2 separate regions of the Homo sapiens genome follow, and region 2 is linked to region 1. The links are chromatin contacts, found by Hi-C or POLR2A ChIA-PET in ENCODE. All regions are on one chromosome and are shown on one strand. Each heading gives the region's core, a stretch centred on a gene start or an enhancer-like site at or near the end of the contact. The rest is flanking DNA. Distances are from core to core; before and after follow the strand shown.

The links. Hi-C counts contacts between places; a loop is a spot of excess contacts on that map. ChIA-PET counts read pairs that join two places held with the same protein, here RNA polymerase II (POLR2A). Pooled maps may share reads with other maps.
Region 2: a map of naive thymus-derived CD4-positive, alpha-beta T cell shows a loop between it and region 1 (11-fold over the local background). The contact joins the promoter of ZNF519 here to the promoter of LDLRAD4 in region 1. A Hi-C loop is called at or near these places in 1 of 168 maps with a recorded cell type or tissue (naive thymus-derived CD4-positive, alpha-beta T cell) and 5 of 50 pooled maps. POLR2A ChIA-PET finds 5 or more read pairs at or near these places in 1 of 52 experiments (activated T-cell).

What each region holds. Positions count from the first base shown.
Region 1 is chr18:13,217,510-13,220,277 of GRCh38, reverse strand. It overlaps LDLRAD4 (low density lipoprotein receptor class A domain containing 4), which reads right to left and starts at 1,518. Exons shown (of 7, transcript NM_001378100.1): 1 at 1,290-1,518. RefSeq lists a silencer at 2,358-2,727.
Region 2 is chr18:14,131,110-14,133,877 of GRCh38, reverse strand. ZNF519 (zinc finger protein 519) reads left to right here and starts at 1,443. Exons shown (of 3, transcript NM_145287.4): 1 at 1,443-1,603. The coding sequence starts at 1,601. RefSeq lists a silencer at 1,183-1,242 and enhancers at 1,493-1,832, 1,735-2,256.

The sequences.
Region 1 (2,768 bases), core at 269-2,768:
TAGCTACAATTCCATTACAGCAAATCCCTTACTGGCATTTACATTCCCAGCCCTAATTCCTAACACTGTGTTCAATGTCAATAGCAAAATGAAGCTCTTAAAAAGAATTAAGCTTTCAAAGATCATAAGGAAGTTAGCCCCCTGTTTTAAAAAGCACTGCTTAGAAAGGTCCATCAAATAACATTTCAAGGGTTGATGGGAAACCAAATATAATTCAATAAATATACATGGGTAATACTCAGACATCCTCATTTGTCTATGTAATGACTCAGATTTGACACTCTGATCCTTGACTGAACACAAAGACTATATTCCAGAAGAATTGTGCAGAGTACAAAGGGAGAGTTACAGATGACAACACACTCGAGTTAAAGACTAGAAAAGACAATACCATATACAGAATGCAGACATGACTTGATGCAATGGCAGTCTCCCTGTGCAGACTTTGCAGAACCTTCTCTGTCATTCAATACTCAGTCCTGAAGCTCCAGGGAAGATACAGAGAGGAGGATGCCATTCTTGGCTAGCCAAACCGGCAGAAAGGGCCGTTTTTAAAAGGAAGCTTCCCAGCACTAGCCCTTCGAGAAGGCACCAACCTCCTTACCAGCCATAGGACCCTATTTTTGAGAGTCAATGCTGCTCACCATCTCTATCCACCTCTACTGCAAATAACTTACTAATACTAGCGCTCAGAACCCACATTCTGTGCAGCTACTCTTACCTCACATCCTACAATGCCTAACACATAGTAGGCCCTCAATAAATATGTATTGCAATGGTAATTAACATTTAGAAAGCAGCGCTGGTCCGGGGATGAGAAGATGCCAAAATAATTAGAAAAGAGAAAAAGAGAAGGGAATAGACCAAGACACAGAGGAAAAGAAAAGAAGCAAATCAAAATTATCTAATTCTAGCTAATTAAAAAATTTTGGGGGAAAAACAAAAATCATGCTAGTTCATGCGGCTATGGGCACACAGCAACCATTCCTGTGCCTGGGCAGAGCTAAGGAGTCCTGCTTGCTTTAAAGAGCTTCTAGCTGCCCTGACTGGCGACGAGGTGTCCCTCCAGGTAGGTGACCCAAGAACGCTGTACTCTCGGATGCGCCTTCCCCCAGTGCCGCCCACCCACCATGCGTCCCTGTCGTCCTGAAAACCTCTGCCTCATCGGGAAACCTTCTCCTTTTCCAATTAAAAAAAAAAAAAAAAAAGTTTAAACAAGCAAATGCCCTCTCCGCCACGATAGCGATTTAACCTAAACCGAACCCACTGTCTTCCACCGGTGTACTCACAGGGCGCGCCCCCAGGCCCACCCGGGGCGGCGCACCGGGAAGGGGTCCCGAGGAAGCTTCCTAAAGGCTGTGCAGGGCAGACCCCTTCACAAAGGCAAGTGCCGGGCCGGGCTGGGTGCTTGTCGCTTCCTGTTTATTCCAAGGTGAGGGGCAGAGAGAAATTCAACACACGCCTGCTTCCTCCGGGGCTCGGAGACCCAGCCTAAGTGCAACAGCAGCAGCCCCAGACAATCGACTTCCCAGCCAATGCCGGGAGCTCCGGGCGGTCCCGCGACCGACGTCAACGCGCGCGGGGGGACCCGGGGGGACGCCGGGTGAAGCGGGCCCGAGGGGCCGGGGCCGGGGAGCGCGCGGTGCAGGATGCGGGACTGAGGGGCTGCGGGGCTTGGCCCGCCCCCTCCTTCCCGCAAACTCCCCGGTCAGGTCCTGCAGGATCTTCCCGCTTCCCGCTGACCTCCAGTCCCTGCCCGCCACGGCTCGCCGAGGCCTAGGGGCGCGGAGACAGTTGGGGCTGCCATCCGCGCGCCCATCCTGGCCTCCGGGCGGTGCAGAATTCAGTCTTGCAACCGCGGGACACCCTGCGCCCCAGGGCACCAGGAAACAGAAAACGGGGTGGGGGTCGGCGAAGTCCCTCCACCGGCGTAACCCCGCCCGCGGGCCAGCCCCGGATCCCCGCCGTGCCCACCGGCAAGCCCACCCGGACCAAGCCTCACAGACCTCGCGCGCTCGGCGCCCAGCTTCTCCCTCCGGCCCCAGCCGACGGCGCAGGCTCGCGGACGTCCAGTTCCCAAAGCGTCCGGTTCCCGAGTCCCCCGCCACCCCTCCCTCCGGAGCGCAGCGGTGAACTTGGGCCAGAAGCCCCGACCACTGCGGCCACCTCGGGTCCGCACTCACCTGGGCCGCCCCCCCGGAGCGGAGGCGGGGACTGCCCGCAGTGCGGCTCCGCGGCCACCGGCCCTGCTGGCCAGGGGGAGGGGCGCTGTGCGGGGCGCGGCAGGGGGCGCGCGGCGGGCCGGCGGGGAGCGCGGCGCGCCGGGGTTCTTTAAGAGCTGAGGACCTCACCCCCGGGCCTCCCCCGCGCTCCCCGCCCTGCTTCCACTTTCCCAGGCACCCGCAGCCTGTCTGGCTGCAGCGGCGGCAGCGGCTCAGTGGCTTGCAGGGGATCCCCGGCCGGCCGCGGCGGCGCGCGGAGCGGGCAGGGCCAACGCACTCGCCTGCTAATCCCGCCGGGCCCGGTCCGCAGCCTCAGCGCGGGGAGAGAGGGGACGCGGCGCTGCGGCCGCCGGGGAGGTGTCCCGCCTCCAGTCGCCGGAGGGGGGAGTGTCCCGCCTCCCGCCGCCGTCGCCGCCGTCTGTCTCCAGCCGTGACTGCGCGCCGCGGCTGTGTCTGTCTCCAACTCCTCCAGTCTCTCCTCCTCCTTCCCACTCCGCGGTGGGGACCCGGCGCGCGGCCAGGCCGCGGGTACCGGGGCCGCCGTGG
Region 2 (2,768 bases), core at 194-2,693, 910 kb before region 1:
ATGTTGGTTTAAAGCAGTAACATGGGAGTTGAGCTGTGTGCTATAATCACCCGAGAGCTTTAAATCACACTGTTGCCTAGGTCTCACTCCAGAGATTGACTTAATTACCCCATTGCAACTTGGGTTTGAAGACTTTAAACACTCCTCTACAAGGTTATTGAAATATGCAGCCAAGGGTGAGAAGCATTGATTCAGGGTGAGGAATACATTGGCTGTATGTGATTTTTATGTGTGCTTTAGGGATTTGCCCCATAGCTGCTCCTGAATGTGGGGTCTTAGAAAACATCTTTACCCTTCAAAGCATATTCTGCTGATTGGCTAAATTGCAGCAGGAAAAAATATCAGCAGCTCTGTCTTTATGTCACTTGCCTTCAAAGCAAAAGATTTTTCAGGCACAGTAATTTGATTTAGTCTGTGTTAAAAATCATAAATAGCCTAGAAATACAAAAAAAAAGAGGTGTTCAGGCCTTCACCTCCCTGAGATCGGAGCATCAGAGCCCTCATGGCTGCTGGTTTGAAGTAAAATGTGCTGCAAACATAAAATACACAGCGAGTTTAAAAGATTTAGATCCAAAATATTTATAATTATTTGTTGACCACACATGAAAAATAATATTTTGGGTATAATGGCTTAAAGAGTATTACAAACAATTTCACTTGTTTCTTTTTATTATTCCTATTATTTCTGAGATGGAGTCTTGCTCTGTCACCCAGGCTGCAGTGCAGTGGCACAAACTCAGCTCACTGCAACCTCCACCTCCTGGGTTCAAGCGATTCTCCTGCCTCAGCCTCCCAAGCAGCTGGGATTACAGGCGCCCGCCACCATGCCCGGCTAATTTTTGTATTTTTAGTAGACAGGGCTTCATTATGTTGGCCAGAGTGGTCTCGAACTTCTGACCTCTGGCCTCTCAGAGTGCTGGGATTACAGGCGTGAGCCACCATGTCAGGACTCTTTTTATTACTATTTTTGATCTGGCTAATAAGACATTTAAAATTCACAATAGCTAACGTTTTATTTTTTAGAGGATTGCTTCTCTCTTAAAATCTTAGGTGTCCCACTCCAAAGACCGGCGGCCAGAAAGGTTATGAAATCTGAAATATTAAATAATTGTCATTATATTGCTTCCATTTGTGAACAACGTGTGTGTGTGTTTTATAAACGAACATAACCTTCATAACGTTATACACCACAATGCTAAAAAAATGACCCCTGGGCAGAGCCAGGCGCAGCACAGACAGAAAGCCCTGCCTGAAAGTGACTGGAGCCAAGAGCCTGTCACTCTCGGCTCATTCCGTGCAGTGTATGGTAGCATCTTCTGACACGCAAGGCCTGAGGTCGCGGTGCCTGCACTACTATCCAATCAGGGCTCTGGGGTGGGAACTGTCCAATCAGGCGCGCAGCCAGGGAGGAAGGGGCGGCTTCCGGAATCTGGCGCGGCCTTTGTCTCACTTCAGCCAGAGCGCGGGGTTAGGGCTTCATTGCCTTGTGTCCTCTGCTCCGGGAGACTTCGGTGATTCTGCCACTCACTCCGTCGCTCTGTGACCTGCTGGCATTGAATGATTTATAGCTAAGACTCCAGGACACCCCTGAAGCCGAGAAATGGTGAGTGTGGGGGGCAGGGCGTACCGAGACTGGGGAGGGGGCTCCTTGGAACCGGCTGGACATGGCGGTGACGGGACCTAGTCTGCGAGTCGAGTCTGCAGCTCAGCCCTCAGTCCCCTCCGGTGCAGGGACTCCGGGCGTCCTGTCCTGTCCCTGCACGGCGGCTTTGGCCCCAGCCTGTAGCCCTCTTTGCGCAGCTCTGCGCCCGCAGCCCTGCATCTTCCCCAGGTTGTGAGGTGATGAGGCGAAAGTCATCGGAAAGACGCCGACTCGGTGTGCAGGGTTCCTGCGTGGAAGGAGCTGTGGTCCGTGGGGTCCCCCGTCCCTACCTTACCCTGTTCGGAATTAGACTGAGGCGCCATTAAAACATAGACAGCTTATATGAGTAAACAGTGATTAATTAATGGGACAGCGCTCAGCAATGGTTTGTGGTTGGGGGGCTACTAGAAGGTCTTGAAAGAAAGGCTTGTATAAGGTGTGTGAGGAAGCAAAGACAATTAAATAATTGGGTACAGTTATGTAGTCGCTTTATTTGGAGTGTCTGGGTGGAAATTTCCTGGTTATGTAATCAGGGATTAATTGGAGGTTTGTAGTTGTTTAAGCTTGAATTTCGTTTCCTCCTAAGGTAGTAACTTAGAAAAAAATGCATTTGAGTTAGATTTCTTTTTTTACATAGAGGCCTAGACCACTAGAGCCACTTCAGTCTAAATGACTGCTATGTAATTATTTTAACTTTAATCAAAGACACTGGTTTTCGCCTGCATTTTCCAAATGTGTGGCAAGCAGGGTCTCACATCCACTACTCTGTTCTGCCAGCCTAACCTGGCTTGAAGTAAAATCTTAAATTTCCGGTTTCTTGCTGACATTCCCCAAAGCCAACTTCTACGCTCCCATACATTATCAACTGTTTTTGTCCTTTATTGCACATTTCAGAAACAGTATTTGAATTAATCACTTTTTCACAGAGCAGTGGATGGCAATTTGTAAAATACTTATTTTCTACTTACAAATATTTCACATGAGAAAAAAGCAGAAAATAATCCCCTGGCACTCAACTGTAAAAAATCTTTCTGCTGTTTCTCCTTGTATCCTCCCTTAGCACAAACGCCCTTATTAGGCCATCTTGGGATTGAGGTTTTCGTTGGGAAACTTTATGGGGCAATGT